Regions from separate parts of the Homo sapiens genome. Here regions 2, 3 and 4 are each linked to region 1. The links are chromatin contacts, found by Hi-C in ENCODE. All regions are on one chromosome and are shown on one strand. The core of a region is the stretch at or near the end of the contact, and the rest is flanking DNA. Distances in the headings are between cores, read along the strand shown. Region 1 overlaps LOC105373851 (a long non-coding RNA gene). Region 2 overlaps PIKFYVE (phosphoinositide kinase, FYVE-type zinc finger containing). Region 3 holds the start of IDH1 (isocitrate dehydrogenase (NADP(+)) 1). Region 4 has its middle 16 kb from the start of PLEKHM3.

The links. Hi-C counts contacts between places; a loop is a spot of excess contacts on that map. Pooled maps may share reads with other maps.
Region 2: a loop to region 1 is called in a map with no recorded cell type, with 4 times the contacts of the local background. The contact joins two enhancer-like sites. A Hi-C loop is called at or near these places in 4 of 37 single-sample maps with no recorded cell type and 3 of 50 pooled maps.
Region 3: a pooled map shows a loop between it and region 1 (3-fold over the local background). The contact joins the promoter of IDH1 here to the enhancer-like site in region 1. A Hi-C loop is called at or near these places in 7 of 37 single-sample maps with no recorded cell type and 10 of 50 pooled maps.
Region 4: a loop to region 1 is called in a pooled map, with 2.0 times the contacts of the local background. The contact joins two enhancer-like sites. A Hi-C loop is called at or near these places in 2 of 37 single-sample maps with no recorded cell type and 2 of 50 pooled maps.

What each region holds. Positions count from the first base shown.
Region 1 is chr2:207,335,576-207,340,382 of GRCh38, forward strand. It overlaps LOC105373851 (a long non-coding RNA gene), which reads left to right. Exons shown (of 4, transcript XR_923809.3): 2 at 4,643-4,675. Among named protein-coding and RNA genes, the nearest start is that of MIR1302-4, 69 kb to the left of the region's middle. Within about 2 kb of position 2,261, at least 4 of the 41 ENCODE cell types and tissues checked have a DNase peak (open chromatin) inside an H3K27ac peak, as active enhancers do.
Region 2 is chr2:208,318,354-208,323,160 of GRCh38, forward strand. It overlaps PIKFYVE (phosphoinositide kinase, FYVE-type zinc finger containing), which reads left to right. Exons shown (of 42, transcript NM_015040.4): 17 at 1,899-2,006. Among named protein-coding and RNA genes, the nearest start is that of PIKFYVE, 55 kb to the left of the region's middle. RefSeq lists an enhancer at 2,573-2,692. Within about 2 kb of position 2,563, at least 12 of the 41 ENCODE cell types and tissues checked have a DNase peak (open chromatin) inside an H3K27ac peak, as active enhancers do.
Region 3 is chr2:208,251,514-208,256,320 of GRCh38, forward strand. IDH1 (isocitrate dehydrogenase (NADP(+)) 1) reads right to left here and starts at 3,558. Exons shown (of 10, transcript NM_005896.4): 1 at 3,426-3,558; 2 at 2,373-2,446; 3 at 1-54. The coding sequence starts at 38. It overlaps IDH1-AS1 (IDH1 antisense RNA 1), which reads left to right and starts at 3,720. Exons shown (of 2, transcript NR_046452.1): 1 at 3,720-3,918; 2 at 4,390-4,681. RefSeq lists a silencer at 2,703-2,812 and an enhancer at 3,266-3,792.
Region 4 is chr2:208,038,857-208,043,663 of GRCh38, forward strand. No RefSeq gene overlaps it. Among named protein-coding and RNA genes, the nearest start is that of PLEKHM3, 16 kb to the left of the region's middle. Within about 2 kb of position 1,900, at least 2 of the 41 ENCODE cell types and tissues checked have a DNase peak (open chromatin) inside an H3K27ac peak, as active enhancers do.

The sequences.
Region 1 (4,807 bases), core at 1,011-3,510:
TCTGGCATTGGACCACCTTCTTGTGCAAAAAGTTTGGTCCTGAAATGTTTGAACTCGTAAAGGCACCGTTTACACATCTGTCACTGTTAGCAGAGCCAGTCAGCTGACCACAGAGATTGATTTCCAAGGAGAAAATAATCCACTGAGTATTCACTGATACAACAATAATTAGCCAATGTGATAATTTCATAGATACCACATCTGATAAAATCAACACCTTTTCCTAATTACAGAGTAAACATTTCAATAGGAATAGAAGGATGCTCCTTCAATGTGATAAAGATGCTCTTGGCTTAAAGTAAATAAAGATTATAATTAATTGGCAAACATTGAAAATCAGAAACAAACACAAAGAATGTCCTTTAGTATGATTATCACTGTTTCTGGTTTTTGTTTGTTTGTTTTTTGGGGTTTTTTTGAGACAGAGTCTCGCTGTGTCGCCCTGGCTGGAGTGCAGTGGCACAATCTCGGCTCACTGCAACCTCTGTCTTCCAGGCTCAAGCGATTCTCGTGCCTCAGCCTCCCGAGTAGCTGGGACTATCAGCTAGCATCATTATCACTTTAGATTCTCTGGTTAATGCAGTAGGTTATAAACACAAAAGGAATAAATTTTTGTGAACTAAGGTACTAAAGTACATGAAAATCACACAAGTATAAATCTGAAAAAGTCAAAAGAATTAACTAAAAGCTTTCTTTATTTTAAAAAAGAGTCATAAAGTGGCTTGGAATAAGATAAATACCTAAAAAGCAACAGTATTTCTATATACTGGCAGTAAACAGATAGATAATATAAAGCAAAAGAAAAGCTATTCAAATAGCGACAAATATAAAATATTTATAAACTCAATAAGAAATGTATTAAAAGTTTTAAAACCTTGATTGGGGGATATATTTTTAATAATTAAGAGGAAGAGTTATATTTTTATTAGATGGAAAAATTCAACATAAAGATGCCAAGGCTCCTCAAACTTACTGAAATAATTCTGTCTAAAGATCCAACGGGACGTTTCTTGAAGGTCATTAGAATGAACACTGACGAATTGCTAAGCTTAGTGCTTATCTTATTAAAAACATTCAAAACTATAAACAGGAAAACTAGCAAAATGCAAATGTTCTTAGGGATCAGCCTCGTCAGATATCAGAACCTATTGTAAAAACTGAAACTGTGTTTGATGTAAATATAAAAATATAAAGAAAAAGAAAATAATGAAATCCCCTGAAACAGACCCTGTTATATACATATGTGTCACATTTTATAGATGGCCTCATAGTTCACAAAGTTTTCCACTTGCATTATCTTTTATGCTTCAGAATCATGCTAGGAATCAAGTCGTATTATTACCCTCAGTCTTAGTTCTGAAGAAACTGACACTCAGAAGTGGCTTGACCAACATAATAAAACTAAGATAAACCCAGACTTGAACCTAGATTTTCTGACTTCTCTTACCAGGCATCTTTTCACTACATCAATCTCACAATACATTGGAGAATATACTTTTTTTAACCATACTGAAATTAGGGGAAAAAATGTTTCGACCTGCCCTTACACCATGTACTCCTGCTAACAATAAACAAACAAAATCCTGTAGTTGTTTGATGAAACATAGAGATATGACACTGAACTAGGGTCTGTGTCTGTGGTTGTCCCTCACTGAGTCCACTCACAAAGTACGAAGCTACAATGCTTCCTATTCACCTCCTCCCACCCCCACCCCCACCCTATCACCCCCATCCACCCCAGATGAATTACTTATTGTCACTAAGACGTAGCAGTGCCCAAAGTGAAATTGAAACTCTCCAGCAAATTACTGTTAAAAGAAAGTATAGTCAGTCTGTTTCTGGGGAGGGGTTGGATAATTAGAGAGCAACTAATTAGGAGCATACAGTTAAGAGTAAGGACAAACAGAAAGAAGAAAAGGAGTAAGCAACTCATACATAGTGCAGACCCACTATGTGGGAAAACCACTCATCTCTGACATTGTAGCAAAAAAGCAGCTGTCAACAATAAACATAAATGCTAGCCTTAGCTGAATGGGCACAGCTGTGTTCCAATAAAACTTTATTTCCATAACAGGCAGCAGGCAGACTATACATTGATGACTCCTGTACTAAGCAATTTAAGATAGTTTTTCCATTCAATTATCCTAAAAAAAAAACCCCTTTAGATAAGAAATCAGAGGTTACTCAACATGACCACCTGACATTAAGATGGATACAAGTATTTGCCTCAGTAAGTGGCAGAGCTGAAATCTGAACTCAGGTCTTGTGACTCCCAAGCTGGGAAGCTGGAAAGTGTGTAGTCTTCTGATAGGGCAGCCTCCTGTGACTCAGAGGTTTAACTGGATTTTATGGGTGTGAAGTCTCAGCAGGTAGAAGAGGCCTGAACAGGCTGCATCTAATGAACTAGACATGTGTTGCACTGAACCAGGCTGGGAGTACGTGGGTGATCTCTGTTGCAATCATTTAACAAAGTAGGGAGGTATAGACATGCCCATTCACCTCAGACACACCCCTCGCCTCCGAGACATCAAATCCGCTCCTCCTAACACACAGCAGGGTGCAGTTGTGGTCAGAAGTGAGTGGGAGAAGGAGGGTAGGCAGATGGGTGGCTGTTTATGGAAACCAGGAAATCCCAAAAAATAAAGTCATCTAGAGCAATTCAGGCAACTTCTTTGAGTCCAAGCTTTCCTTTCTGTGGAATAGAAATGTCTGTCCTCTTTCTTTTCTTTTTTTTTAGCAAGATGTCAGAATAATACAATAGGAAAAAAAAAAAAAACTCTGTGTAAAGTTCATTGGGCACCTCAGGGATACATGTCATTTGATGACATAGTCTCATTGTCACCTGACGCCCCATGACTTCAGCTGGCTCCAGAGTCTGCATGTAGCTTTCTGTGGGGAACTCTGCCATCTTTACATTTAACACATCTCTGCTGACAGACCAGCACTATTGAGCTGGTGCTTTGACAACCACGTCGACAAGAGACCAGGAGAGATGCCATGTAAAGGTGAAAGGACAGTGACTAAGGGGAGCAAATGAGCTTTTAAACGAGCCTGACACCATCCAGCTAGTTTTCATACTCCCTCCTGTGAAAAATCTTGACATATTGGTACATTGCTATGAGTTATTTATTTATATCGGTGTATAGTGGCCTAATATTATTTGCTCTTGCAGAGTGTTATCTAGGACTACAAACTTATTTTATTTTAAGCTCAATGACATTTCATCAACAGTTAACACAGCGTGAGTAGCTAAAAGTCACTTCAGGACAGTACATGAGGCCTCTCAGATGTTGTTGCTTTATTGCTTGACTGGATAGTTCTCTGGCTTTCTCTACTTTTGATGGTTTCTGTTTTTACCCAGCTTTGTCTGTTTTGAGCTGTATTTTTTCAGTCCATTATTACATATTATATTATTTATTTCACCACAAGATTTATTTATTATCTGCAGTAATGAAAACTAATTTGTTTCATTTGCCCATGTTAGCTATGCCTAAAAGGGAAAACAATTCTCTCTTGGTCATACAGAGAGGGGTAGAATGGAAAGGAGATGGGTACAGTCACTGAGGAGTCTCTAAGAGGATTCCATCCTGGAGAACCCCTGCTCTGGGCTTGGAGAACTGGGCTCAAACAAGGCAGGGTTCATGTCAAACCCCTGGCAAATTCTCTCAATTTGGGACTGAGTCTCTCATGGTGCCTAGACTTTGGTAATGCTTTCTGGAAACTCAGAAACTGTTGGTCCTAATCTCAATTCAGCTATTGACATTCTGGTCTTTTCTATTTAAAGCCACAAAATTGACTGTTTATTTTCTAGTCATAGTTTAATTTTGTTTTGTTTTAAGCTCTCTTAGTTGATTTCTGCCCAATCAATAAGATCAGCCACACATTTAATCTGATTCTGTCATTGAGACAGCTGAACACCCTGGCAATTCTACAGCCTACTCTGGGTAAGTTCAGTCCATATAAACTCAGCCCATTTCCAACACCTCTGTGACAGCTTTCTCATCTGTAATATGAGAAAACACTCACCTAGTTCACAGAATTGTTGGAAGAATTATATAATAAACAAGACTGTACTACATTTTTTAACTGACAACATACATTTTCTTAATAAAAAATAACATTTTTAATAAAACAATAATAATATATGTCTCCAAGAAGACGAACACTAGATTTCTCGGGTGTTCTGTGTGTTGCAGCACTTTGCTGGTGTTGACATGAATTTGTCAATCAGAACAGTTATACTCATTAATAAGAATAAACATTGACTTTTGCAGTTCTGTACTGATTATAATTTAGCCCTCTTTTAAAAAAACTATGAAAGTATTACATATAGAAAAGGGCATAAATGTTACGTGTGATGAAGTTTCATAAAATAAACACACCTGTGAAACCAACACTCAGATGAAGAAACAGAACCCCTACAGCGTCCCAGAACCAGCCCCATGTGCCCCATTCCAGGCATTTTTCCTCTAAAGAAAACTCCTTTCCTGACTTCTAACAATATAGATTAGTTCTACCAGTTTTCATAATTTTTTATACATGGAATTAAAAAATTATGTAGTATTAGTACAGATCTTTCTAAGCTTATTTAAGCTTAGTTCATAAAGAAGATATGGGTTCTAAAGCAGTCTTTCTTTTCTAGGCTGACTTGAGGAAAGAGAGCTGGAGGAGCGGGGTGAGTAGAGGAACCCTATAATTTGTTATCCAAACTGGGACACCTTTGAGAGTGAAAGAAGGTGCTATTCATAATAACAGTGGACAAAAGCCATAAGCAGTGACTGTCCCCAGCAAACCAGGACATGTGGTC
Region 2 (4,807 bases), core at 1,313-3,812, 980 kb after region 1:
TCTCACCTTATATCTTTGTAGCACTAGCACAAAGGAGTGGAGTGAGATAACCTGGGGTATTAAGGAGACTCTGAGTTCCTAAGGTGTAATATGGGCAATGTAGATGAAGCTGGAGGAAGCAGGCAAGGGCTTTGTATGTCATTAAAGGTCTTGAACTTTATTCTGAAATCTTTTGATTCTCAGTGTAGTGTACATACATTGAGATCACATGTGGACCTTTTAAAAATGTCTGTTCTTAACCTAACCCCTAGAAATTCTCATTCAGTAGGTTAAGGGCAATGGGAGTGTATGGATGTTAGGGAAATGGTGGTACTGTATTTAAAGTAGGCACTAGGCTGAGTGTGTAATACCAGCACTTTGGGAGGCCGAGGCTGGCAGATCACGATGTCAGGATTTTGAGAGCAGCCTGGCCATATGGTGAAACCACATCTGTACTAAAAATACAAAAGTTAGCCGGCGTGGTGGCGTGTGCCTGTAGTCTCAGCTACTCGGGAGGCTGAGGCAGAAGAATCTCTTGAACCTTGGAGGCGAAGGTTGCAGTGAGCTGAGATCACGCCACTGCAGTGCAGTCTGGGCAACAGAGCGAGACTCCGTCTCAAAAAAAAAAAAAAAAAAAAAGTAGGCACTTCAGGTGTTTCCAGTGTCATTTGTTGGTCCTTGCATTTTGAGATACCATTTATCTATAGTAGTGTTCTCAAACCTTGCTGTGCTTCAGAATCACCAGCGGAAACATTCAAAACAGAGATACCCTGGCCCCACTTCTGGGGATACTGATTTTGTTACAGCAAGAGCTGAGGCAGATTTCTAGCCTGAGCAACCAGATGGATGAACTCTAGTCTTGTTTTCACTTTTTTTCTAAGTTGAGCTTAATATAGTTTTTTCTAAGGCATTAAGATTCCTGAAAATTATTAGTGACCATAGATAAATAAAAATATACTTGGCTTGAGTTTTGTACTTATCGCGTATTTTATTGCAATAATTCGACATCAGTCAATATTTCTACACAGAGTCTTACTAAAACCACACATTACCCTTTAAAGGAGAACTTTAAACCAAATTAAATGATATTTGTTGAATTAAGAGGTAAATATGTTGTGCCTTCTCAGAAAGTGAGGAAAATTTGTATGTGGGTGTGGTGGAAACATATGCATGAATGACTGTCTTGCCCCACTGATTAGAGATAGTCCTTGATTTGTAGTTGCTAAAAAGAGTCCTGAATTGAGTTTCCCAGCTGGTGAGTCACTGTTTTCGGAACTGTTTGCCAGTTTGGGGTCCATAAACTTGGTCAGCCTGAAACCTCAATTGCTATTCTGCCTGTGGCTTTAAGCACACGATTAGGGTATATTATTTGGGTCTCTGCTTCTTGAGATGCTTTCAGATTTTCTTTTTGAACTTCATGTTTCCTATTTCAGCTTGCCACCTTAATGATTGTTTGGAAATTTATTCTATTAGCAATATGTTCAGGAGGCATTTTAATTCTTTTCTCCCTCTTCTCCTCTTCAATTTTAGACAGACTAAAATATGCTTTTAAAGTTGCTTATTTCTTGGAGTTTGTGAAGTAACCTGTCATTAAATACTGCTCCCTCCGTGCACACTCAGGGCATGATGTCTCTTCTTACAACATCAGAAATAAAAAAAAAAGTTAAAGAGTATAGAAGATCAAAGTAGTATTAAGAAAGAAAAGCCATTTTTTGAAGAATTTTGCATTGTTCTGAACATATTATTTGCTTTGAAAAAATTTAATACCGTAAAAGAACTAAATGAGAATATATTAATACTAATATGAGATACATTAAGTTAGTAGGAATTATGAACAATATAGATTTAAAGTTATAATTAAAGGAGGGCTGTAAAATGCAAACCTTTAAACACTTTAACAAACTGTTCATTTTTTGTAGATGAGTTCTTGTATTAAAAACCCCAAAATTCTTCTGTTGAAGTGTTCCATTGAGTATCTCTACAGAGAAGAAACTAAGTTTACTTGCATTGATCCTATTGTGCTTCAGGTAAGAATTTACTACTGAAAATAATAATTTAGAGGGATGTTTGTGTACCATGATGCTTATAAACTCTTAATGATTTTGACTTAATTCTAGCTAATTAAATTGGATAGGCAAACTTGATAGCTTACCAAAACCTCTGTCACTCATTATTTTTAAAGTTTCATAGTATTAAAGGTAACATGTGACTGTTCAAGGATATAAGGAAGAAAAAGTGAAAATCCAAATACTAATTTCCCTTTCCCACTTAATCCACTGATTTACTGTGGGAATTTCTCGAACTTACCAGATTTCTAATGGAATCTCTGGTTTGTAATACAGTCTATGCTACTAAAACATATTTCTAGAACATCAATTAGCTTATATGTAGTTGGCAAACAGAATAATGTCAGATGAAAGTTGTGTTGGTTTCTCAGTGGTTTTTCCTAAGCAAGGAGGCCCAGAATAGCTGCATTAGGTTATAACCCTCAGCTGGAAAGGAAAACAGTCTCAGCTCAGCTGCTACACAGGCAGAAACCCTTCCAGCTCTATTTTAAGAAAGTAAAAGTGAGCTTTTGCTTGCAGGGCTCTCTCCCCAGGGAGGCACACCCGCATCTCTGTGTGGTTCTTGGTAGCTTTGCTGCTCAGAGCTCCATTTCTAGTTGTAGCGTTGCAATAGTTTTTGTGCATTTAATTTTACTTGAGGCAGCCTCATGCCATATGAAGCTCTCTGCCTGGGCTCTCCATGATTCCTCTTAAGGTACCAATTATTATTTTTATTAGTGCTGAAGGTATAAAGTTGCATAGGTTTTAAGTTTTCTGCTCCAACTCCTTTTCTCCCATAAATACTGTTAATTTTACTTTGTGGTCATTCAAAGTGGAAGCTTTTAGGGAATGTGTATATTATATTATAGTGGAAACACTTATGCTGGGTTCCAGAAACATTTAGGAAAAGCATTACTTGAAAATTCCTAGGTAAATACATTTTTTTCAAGAGTGGTAGGAGCAATCACTTTTGTACTGATTTCCTAGATAACAATAAGAGAAAATGAGTTGTAGTAAAAGAAACAGTGCTTTATAAAACTCTGCTGTTATTACTTAAGAACTCTGTGACCTGGGGCTGTTTTCTCTTTGGAATTCAGCTGTGCTATCAGTAAAAATGATGGGTTTTGACTAGACATTTTAGTAGAGAACTCTAAAGAAATAAAGGGAAATACTTCTTTTTTCTTTTTCTTTTCTTTTGTTTTTTTTTTTTTTTTTTTGAGACGAAGTCTCGCTCTTGTCCCCCAGGCTGGAGCGCAATGGTGCAATCTTGGCTCACTGAAACCCCTGCCTCCCAGGTTCAAGCTATTCTCCTGCCTCAGCCTCTCGAGTAGCTGGGATTACAGGTGCCTGCCACCATGCCTGGCTAATTTTTGTATTTTTTTAGTAGAGACGGGGTTTCATCATGTTGGCCAGGCTGGTCTTGAGCTCCAGATGTCAGGTGATCCGCCCGAGGCGTCCCAAAATGCTGGGATTACAGGCGTGAGCCACAATATTCATTTCTTTTGAAATTAAGCCTTTGTGATAAAATTCTATTAGCATTATGTTTGAGATCTTTAACTGTAGCTGTTCTAGGTATTATATGATCTGTTGGGAAATTGGAATTAGGAAGTAGCTGAAATAGCATCTGTTAGAGTTATTTATTCAGAGATCCAGAAAAAGGGATAACTCATGTTGGTTTCAGAATGTAGAGGAGAGAATTCATAACCATACTAAAACAACTTAGGGATGGGCATAGTGGCTGACACTTGTGATTACACTTTTGGAGCTGAAGGCAGGAGGATTGCTTGAGGCCAGGAGTTCAAGACCAGCCTGGGTAACATAGTGAGACTCTGTTCCTACAAAAAATAGAAAAAATTAGGCAGGCATGGTGATGTGTGCCTGTAGTCCTAGAAGGGTGAAGCAGGAGGATTGCTTGAGCCCAGGACTTTGAGGTCACAGTGAGCTATGACGGCACCTCTGCACTCCAGCCTGGGTAACAGAATGAGACCCTGTCTCTTAAAAAAAAAAAAAAAAAAAAAAAACTTAGAAATTGCTTTTATTTTGGGAGTTGTGAGGTTAGGTTTTTTTGTTGTTCTTGTTTTTTTTTAACCTCTGAACTAGCTAATTGGATTCTTGGCTTTTAAATTAAGAATTGAAAATCTTTCAAGGAAAGTTAGTTGGAGAATGGAATTTCTCCTGAAACTCTTGTCAGCATAATCAAGTTTAGAATGATGAATGAGATTCTTACTGTGTTTGCATTAATTTGCTTACAGACTTATTTGTGGATGAAGAAAATTTAGTCTAAGATTGATAATAGTCAAGCTATCTTGATATATATATATATATTTTTTTTATTACACTTTAAGTTCTAGGGTACATGTGCACAATGTGCAGGTTTGTTACATATGTATACATATGCCATGTTCATGTGTTGCACCCATTAACTTGTCATTTACATTAGGTATATCTCCTAATGCTATCCCTCCCCCCTCCCCCACCCCATGACAGGCCCCCGTGTATGATGTTCCCCTTCCTGTGTCCAGGTGTTCTCAATGTTGAATTCCCACCTATGAGTGAGAACATGCGGTGTTTGGTTTTTTGTCCTTGTGATAGTTTGCTGAGAATGTTGGTTTCCAGCTTCATCCATGTCCCTACAAAGGACATGAACTCATCCTTTTTTATGGCTGCAGAGTATTCCATGGTGTGTATGTGCCACATTTTCTTTTTTATTTTTATTTTATTTTTTATTTTATTATTATTAGTAGTAGTATACTTTAAGTTTTAGGGTACATGTGCACAATGTG
Region 3 (4,807 bases), core at 2,308-4,807, 920 kb after region 1:
ATCTCTACCACAGAACCGCCACTGATTTTTTTGGACATTTTGACTTCAATAAACCTAAAAAGAAAAAAAAAATACATGCCTTGTCATTTATTTCATTATAAAGTGAAATATATAAACAACGTAGTGTTTATATAAACAACGTAGTGACTACTAAAAGAACAATTCATGCAATTCAATTTATGTGTAGTTGAATAAAAAGCTAGTAACAGCAATTCTATTTACCATTAGAATTGAGTATCTTCTCTGAACAAAGTATTGTGTTATGTTTCACACGCGGTTTCTGAGCTAGCCCTCATAACAATCCAAAAAAATGGCCATCATTTCCCCATTTTACTTTGTTAAAAAAAAAAGAGCTTTCCCAAGGCCACCTAGCTAGAGCGTGGCAGAGCCTGACCCTATAACGTGCCCTTCATAATGCAATCATTATTCTCAACTACTGGTTTGTCTTAAGAAATGAGATTATTTCCACAATCTCATGTTTATTGAACACTTCAGTCCAACTCATCATTTTACTGGGCTCTCAAGATGTCCAGAATGGTGAGTGCTAGCATTTCTCCTCCTTTAAGAGGCTGTTTTTGTTATTTAATAAAAATAACTAGCCATGAGGAGATTCAGCTGGTTCCTGTGACCCATATTCAGGGAAACTTTAAGTCTAAAAGCGAGACGAAGAATTCCTGGTGGAACTGTTTTCCTAGAGATAACACAGACATTGGAGATGTGGGGCTAAATACAACAAAGTGATTTCTCAATTAGAAGAATCTCTATACAGTAGGGCCACTGCCCAGGACCCAAGCATGTCCCTGTCATCTTCTTCTGGCTGTTCACAGGCAAGGGTAAGCTGCTAGTGAGTGGGATAGGACAAACTGTGCATTGTCCTAGGAAGACAGCACTTTAAGGATAGGGTGTGGGGGTAGCATATACAAATCAATCTGATTCTCAGAAAGTGCAAGGTTGGACGCTTTGGAAGAAATGAAACTGTCCCAGCTTGTCCCTAGAGGCAGAAGAAGCTCTGAGCCTGCTAAAAGTTATCTATTCCTTCTAATGATGCTCTAATCGAAACTCTTTTTTAATCCAACAACACAGCTGCAAATTGCTTTTATTCTCTTAAGGACTAAAAAAGTCAAGAGAATTGACTTTAAAGAATTATTAGATAAGAAGCCTAAAATAGTCTTTCTTGAAAAATTGAGCTAAAGTAATTTGGTCTTTAAATAAAAATGTAATGATTAGTAGACAGTAAGCGTCTGTTTCTTGACAAGCCTGGATGTATTTCCAATCCCCAGGCCCATTTTCACTTCCCAAATTCGCAATTCTAGAATTCTTCTTACTAGTGTTTAGGAGATTCCTTTGGGGGAACCTTCTGGAACTGAACTAGACTAAAAGAAATGAACAGAATGGTGTGGATGAGTCAATTACTTCCCATTTGTAATGTCAAGTATAATTTGTAGTACAGCTGAAAGCATATGATTCAGTTCATGTTTGATTCCACTGTCACACCTATCCTTGTTTTAAAACAAAGCAAAAAAGGAGGCAGTGAACTTATCTGGTTCCTGATAATACACTTCCATGGCCATGTCCCTATATAGTATGATGCAACAGTCATGACATGGCAATTTATTCTTGATGGCAAATACAGTTAATAGAGGTCAAATATTGTACCTAAAATGTGAAGACTGATATCTTTTTAGTTCACTATTTCCTTCTCAGTTAAAGCAACTGTACTCTCTGCAGTAATCTTTCTTTATCTCATAATGCATACTTCAGACGCTTCAGGTTTTCCTCACATTACTTAGCCATGAAATTTTTACCATCTTTTAACTAAAACAGTGAAGCTTTATTGTTACTACCATGTGGAACATAATTGTATTTCTTCTGGATCTGATTTCCATGGGATGGGCTTGAGGCCCCACTGGACTGACTTCTCCACCTTTGTTGCCCCTCAGATTTTGTCTCCAACCCAATCCCAACTTCAGAAGGAAGGGCTGTTCCAAGACCAGCAGGCACCAGCTCATATGAAGTAGCTGAATCCTATCTCCTAACATAATTGTGCAATTCCAGAAAATAAACCTGGAATAACAATACAGAGTAGTTTAATGAAAAAAAAGAGCCATTTAATATTATTTTCATCAACCTCAAGTTTTTGGCCAGATTGTTTTTTGCCGAGTTCATGAACTACAATAATTTCTGGGCAAAAAGGATCTCTTGCAGATAAGACACTGTATTAAAAGAAACAAGGAAGCTGTTGGAATTCGTTGTTGGAAATATTCCTCACTCATTCCCTTGCAGTGCCTCGGCCTGCCCCCAAGACCAGTTAAACACTGTACTGCCACATCAAAGAAAGTACAGAAGAAGGGGGAAAATTTGCTAATTCTCACCTTGACAGTGAATAGATTTCTTATCACCCCAGTTCCTCCCAGTCTTGCAGACTCAACTGAATGTAGTTTATCGCCTAAAACAAAACAAGGAATAAAAGTGTTAACATACAGAACACTCACAGGAGAATTTAGCTGTTTTTAGTACCTGCCAGACAGCCCAGTTTATCCGGTTTAAAGTACAGTGCTGAGTGTACTCGGTGGGACAAAGGCCAATTTTAGGCCCGCAGGCACTTTCCAAATAAAGGTCATGGGAGCACAATTTATCTCTGCGTGTGCGAGGGCGTGCCCCCGCTTCGCCGCCCGTTAGCAGGTCTTGGGGTTTGCATGTCCTTGCTCTTGGCCTGCACCCGTCCTTATGGCCGTTGTGCAAGAGGGCTGCAATCAAGGCTGGATCGGTACCTCCTTCCAGGTCTCCACGCCCGCCCCTCCCCTCCCCTCCCCTCGCTGGTGCTGGGACCTTTTAAACTCCAGGCACCCGGAACTGGCGGGGGTGTTTCCCCCAGCCCCCTCTCGCCCCGTGTGGCCTAGCGACCCCTCTGAAGGCCGCTGGAGCTCCGCCCCTCCACGCCCCCTGGCGGACGCGAGGGATCGGCTTCAAGGCTATTCCTCGCCGCCTGAGTTGCCTGCAGACGCCCGTCTGCGGCTTACAGCCTTCTTTGCATCCAGCCCCCAGCTGCTGCACGTTTTCTTCCTCCTACACTCCAGGCTTAGTCTTCTACATGCATTCTTGCAACTTCCACCCCTCGATTTTCCAACCCAAGTGCAGACCTGATTTTCCCCTTGTCGTTGCATCCAACTTCCTCACCGCCCAGTTTCTCCCTCCCAGGCCCAAAAGCAGACCTTCTGCATATCCAAGCATCCAGCATCCCCTCCTTCCCTTTTCTTTTCCCATTCTCAATACCTGGATTTGTTCCCTTCTTTGCACGCAGGCCTTGACTCCCTCCACACCCAAGATCTGCGCTTTTTTCCTTTACCCCATTCCTGCCTTCTGCGGAATTAGAGCCACCCCTCCACAGCCAGGGACCGGGGCCGCCCCTTGGAGCCTGAGGTTACCTGCCGGGATGATATGCTGGCGAAGAGTTGGGGCGCCACAGCCGCTCACAAGCTCAGACTCACAACCACAGCCTGGCAATCCCAAACCGGACTCCCAGTGCCTCCGCTTCTGAAGTAGACTCTGCAGAAACCCGGGACCACAGGGTAGGTCCGAGCTTTTCCTCTTCCCGGCTTTGTCCCCTCCCAGGCCCCGCCTCCTCAGCCCACCTCCCCCAGCCCCGCCCCCGACACGCCTCCAATCGCCACACGCCAATTCCCGTGGGATGGGCGGAGTCAGCGAGAGGGGCGTGGCCACAGTCAAAGATGGAGAATCCATGGTGCCACTTTCCCGGTGATCCCGGTGGGGGAAGGGGTTGCCGCCCGGCAGAGATTCAGTCCCGAATCCCGACAGCGAAGAGACTTGTATGCCACCTGCAGGCCGGGGAGCGGGGCGCGCTGGGGCTGCACCACCCCGAACTTTGTAACAATCTAGAGCACCACAGAGTGTTTCCAGGTCGGCACAAAAGCGAACGGGACAGGGCGCCCTGGGCGGCGGCAGCTTGGCCGGCCCGCTGCCTAGCGCGCCCCCGAGGGGCGGTAATGGAACGTACCTTTGGCTGAAGAAAGAGTGCTCCCGGCCAGCGCGGGGTCGCCTAGGGGGTTCCGCGCTGCCTAATGCAAAGGATGGAAAAGTTACAGAAGCAGGTCCTGACACCACCTATGTCTAGGTCTTTAGAAACTCCATTGATTGTTTGCATTAGAAGATAATGAATGGGATTCTTATTATTTTCTTTTTTAAGACAGGGCCTTGCTCTGTTGCCCTGGCTGGAGTGCAGTGGAGCGATCACCGCTCACTGCAGCCTTGACTTCCTGGGCTCAAGAGATCCTCCCACCTCAGCCTTCCGAGTAGCTGGGATTACAGGTGCACACAATCACACTCAACTAATTTTTCTTTCTTTCTTTTCTTTTCTTTTTCCTTTGGTAGAGATGGGTTTCAGCAGCCCAGGCTGGTCTCGAACTCCTGGACTCAAGTGATTGGCCCTCCTCGGCCTCCCAAAGTCCTGGGATTACAAGCGTGAGCCACCATGCTCAGTTGGCGGGGGATTATCTGTGATCCAATGAAGTTGGACTAGAGATGTGAAGCCTTAGAAAACGGTGGATTGAAAAAAGAATTTTAGTCTCCTCCAGAGATTATATTTTGTGTGTTCATTGCTCTCAAAAACATGAAAATAAAGAGTATTTTATATTGTGATTTGTAGGACAATAGCATGCTTGTATATTGCTGCCCAGAATTTAATGCTCCAATATTTATTTATTTATTTATTTATTTATGAGACAGAGTCTTGCCCTGACAGGCTGGTGCAGTCTCGGCTCACTGCAACTTCCGCCTCCTGGGTTCAAGT
Region 4 (4,807 bases), core at 650-3,149, 700 kb after region 1:
ACCCAGAAACAGAAAATGGCTCTTTTATCCTGTTGGCTTCAATATAATCATTCTTCCTAGGAGGCATATGATGTGGGTGATGGGTGGGTATGTGGTGGGGAGAGGCCCTGTGATACTTAATGAGCTGCAAATAACTCACTCCCATGTATTTGTGTGAGTGGAGTCACCCTACCTACTTATGCTAGCCTGTTTTCACACTCAGTTGATTCAAAAACTGTTGAATCAGACCACTCTGGAGCTTCTGAAAAAGTCCTCCAGACAACGGTGGGCAAGAGCAGGTTGCAACCAGGTTCCATTTACGGCAGTGTTTCTGAATGTTGTTTTGTACATTTTTATTACAAAACAGTTCACGATCGAACTTATTCACACTTTCATGTTGGAGCACTCGATCCTTCCTAAATAAATTAATGTTGCCCCGTTTCCACATTCTGTGTCTGGGATATAACTTGTCTTCAAATATAAGTAAGCATTCTCATTATCAGAAAAAAGAGTTGCAAGGCATCAGGAGAGAGAGCCACAGAGGAAAATATTCCAAAGATCTTGGCATTCTTCCTATAACTTTTGTACCCTCAATCTTTTTCTTCCACATTTATGAAGCTTTTAAAACATTTTCCACCCTGAATGGCACACATTTACTGGGGTGACTTTACATTGTTTGCATTATTGTGGTTCTGGGACGTGAAGTTCTTAGAGGACAGGGGCATGTTTAGAATCACATCCTACAGAGAAGTGTTTAGTAAGTAGGAATGAGAAACATCGTCCGCAAGCATTTAAGGGAGTCTGTTTCCATTTTCAGTAAGGGCAGGTTGTCACTCAACAGGCAGATGACCCAATAGACACAGTGGTATGTTTGGTTCCTGGGAGGGATGGATGTGTAGAGAAAGGGAGGAAAAGAGGAAGAAAGCAACATTAAGCCTGATCCCTGCCATAAGCTGAGCTCCTCACCACACGCACATGCACGCACAGACACATACACACACACACACTCGCTCCTTGGCACGCAGACACACACAGAGCTTTGCTATTCTTCGGCTAATGGGATTGGCACCGCTTAAAGCAGACTGCTAGGTCATTGTCTGTGACCACAGCAAGAGAAACATTATTTAAAGACCATTCAGACCCTAAAAGAAGCGGCTGAGCAGAGTAATTATCGGAGACTCTCCATTAACTAGGGCATCTTTGCTCTTTGTCTGGGTTGGTTTAACAAGGCCCGCTAATGGGACTGTACAGGAGGGGTACACTAATGGTTCTAAAAAAGCCTCTTTTGGCCCCTTTATTACTGGGGACTGTCTTTAGAGATGCTGACAGTAAAGCAAGAAGTTACCATATTACAAAATGACCTTCCCAAAAATTTGATTTGGACCCTTGCAGCTTAGGACTCAGGTTTCCAAAATTAGAAAACATCTTTGTCTTCTCCACTTTTTAAAACTCTAAGTTGGTTCCCCGCTGCCCCCTGCCAACCCCCCGCTCCCCCGCCACTGTTCCTCTTACCTTACTTGGCCCTTTGGTTTCTTGGGAACTTGTCATTGGAAACAGCAGCACTCAGTGGTGATAAAGCAGAATGGCACTCCTGAGGAATTTCTCCTTGAGCTGGCTTCTCTACTCACTCTCCAGGACTCCACTTCTCTAGAAAAACTGCCTGTCCCATTATCACTTTTAAAATATGAAGCTAGAAGTCAATCACATGCTTACAAACCTAATACGGCCACCTAAATTAAAACTACTGTTCCATAATCAGTTAGCTTTATAACAAAGGCTTCAAATGCTTAGCTCTCCTAGAAGCTTGCATCACATACAGGGAACTCTTCTGTGCAGAGCTGTCTACCTCTCTTCATTTCCCCTCTCCCAACCCTAGACCAAGCTTCCATCTTCTCTCCTCTGGGTGACTGCAATTGTCCTGCAATCACCTCCTAGCAGCACTATTGGCCCTTTCAATCCATTAACTCTGCAACAGCCAACAGCCAGAGTAGCTCTTTCAAAACAGAAACCTGCTTAAGCATTTCAGTAGCTTCCTATTGCTCATAAGAATTCTTACTGTGATTTAAGAGACCCAGACATGGTCTGGTCCTTTTTTCCTCCCTAGCAACATCTTGTACCATGCTCCCCCTAGCGTCTGCTTCAGCCACTGCAGCCTTCTTCAATGCCATGAGCAATTCATGCTCATTCCTGCCACAGGGCCTTTGCATATCATTCTGTCTAGAACACTCTTTACCCGAGTAGTTTCCACTCATCCTTCAGCTCTCAGCTCAGTAGTCAGCCCTTCAGGAAAGTTGTCCCTTAGTGCCCCTTCTAGGTTGACGACGTCTATATCATGCAATTATAGCACCATATGCTCCTCTTCACAGCATTTACAGTAAACGTTTATACTTATCAGAATGCTTTTATGTTAATAATTACCTTGCTGTGAAACTGTAAGCTTCATGAGAATAACCACATGTTCCATAAGCAATAATTCTGCCTATTTTTGTTGTACCATCCTGTCCTCAGTGCCCAGTACAATGTTTGTGACCTGAGTGCTTAATAAATCTTTGTTGCATTGTGTATAGTGATTCAAAATACTGTACCCCGGCTCCTCCATGCCTGTTCGCAATTTTTTTTTTTTTTTAGATGGAGTCTTGCTCTGTCGCTCAAGTGATTCTCCTGCCTCAGCCTCCTGGGTAGCTGGGACTACAGGCACGTGCCACCACGCCTGGCTATTTTTTTTTCATTTTTTTTTTTTTTAGTAGAAATGGGGTTTCACCGTGTTAGCCAGGATGGCCTCAATCTCCTGACCTCATGATCTGCCCGCCTCAGTCTCCCAAAGTGTTGGGATTACAGGCGTGAGCCACTGCGCCTGGCCGCCTGTTTGCAATTTATCAACCAAAGTTTATTCCCTGAGAGGTTCCTATGTCCGGTATATTTGGGAACTACCTATATTCCATATTTTCTCAGATCAGCGTAAGGGGCCAGGTCTCTTTTCCTATGGGATTAAAGACTAATTTTCTAGTTTTAGGGGCAGAACTAGAAGCACATTCTCATTCCCCCTCTGAGAGCATCTTTACACAATAACAGACTCACAAGGCACAAGTAGACATACACAAGCTTTAGCGATGCCTCCTGTCTTCTCAAGACCCTGTGGGAAAGAGAACAGAGGGTCTATCCAAAGAAGAAGTTGAAGAATTAGAGTGTCTCAGCACTCCAGATATGCCAGCACAGAAATAGGTGGGTGGAATTGTTCCAATTATTTATGATCCCCAAGAAAACTGGGGACTTTCTCTACTGTTTAGAGAAGGAAGCATGGGCTTCAGTAGATGCAGAGTAACAGCATGGATTGGGTGTGTATTCTGTTGCCTTTAGCTGCCCTGGAGAGAAGGCCATCAGGCCATATACAGCCAGCTGAATGTACCATGACTCATACTGAATGGGATCAGGCATTCAGTGGGCTGACTGAAGCCGTGTATCCTATCACTCCTTTTAAAAATATAAAGCTATAAGCCCACAAGTTTGAGACCAGCCTGGGCAACATAGTGAGACCTCATCTCTACCAAAAACTTAAAAATTAGCGAGACGTGGTAGTGCACACCTGTATTCTCAGCTACTTGGGAGGCTGAGGTGGGAGGATTGTTTGAGCCCAGAAGGTCGAGGCTGCAAAGAACTGTGATTGCACCACTGCACTCCAGCCTGGGCAACAGGGTGAGACCCTGTCAAAAAAAAAAAAAAAAAGCTAGAAATTGATTGCATACGTGTATTTTATACTTAGTATGGCCACCTAGACCCAGACTGCTGTCTTATAATCAAGTTGCATCACTCAGCCTCAGGATTGCACCAATTTAGGGACAGTCTGGAGACCAAAGAAAAAGTCTTATTATAAAATTGTGTTTTCAGAAAATCTGAGGCCCATAGAGAATTGTCCTCCCAAGACAGGTGAACATAAAGCCACATGGTCACACCTCATGGGTTCCAGATGCATTCAAGTTCAGAGCCAGTGCCAGGAAATTTTCTAGAGCTGGTACTACTGGAAGAGACTGCTGCAAACACATAATCTTTACTGCATCTAAATTATGGAGAAAATGTGCAAACCTCCAAGCCTCAATTAACACGTATCCTATGGGCATCTCTTGGCACTCTTGTACTGCACAGGATAGAGGAGTGTGAAACAAGATTCCTGCCCTAATGAAAGAGATATGTGTTTCATAGAAACACATATCTAATGAACACAGTCTAATGTGTTCTAACACAGTCTAATGAAAGAGATATGTGTTTCATAGAATGAACAAAGCAACAGAATATACGTTCTAAATTATTGAGTTCTGGACCAGTGTCTCTAGAAGTGTGATCCACAACCTGCATGCGGCATCAACATCATTTGGGAATATTGTTTGAAATGCAAATGATTGTTTGAAATGCAAATGTTGGGTCACCCTATTGAATCAGAAGTTCTGGGGGTGGGGAAACAGGAGCATTAACAATCTCTCCAGGGGATTCCTATACACACTAAAGTTTGAAAGGCATTATAAAAATTGAGAAAAGAAGTGGTCGGAGTGGAATGAGAGCTGAAGGAAAAGTTTTTATACATATTTTCCATTTTAAAAAATAGAGATAAGGTCTCGCTATGTTGTCCAGGCTGGCCTTGAACTCCTGGTCTCAAGCAGTCGTCCCACCTCAGCCTCCCAAAGTGCTGAGATTACAGATGTGAGCCACCGTGTCTGGCCTCCCAGAATTATTAAAGCCAGTGGTAGACCAAGGGTAGGGCAGTGGGAACAATAATAAAATCAACTGAAAGTTGGGCCGTGCTGATCACCATGTGCCAGCAAACGTAAACAAGGTC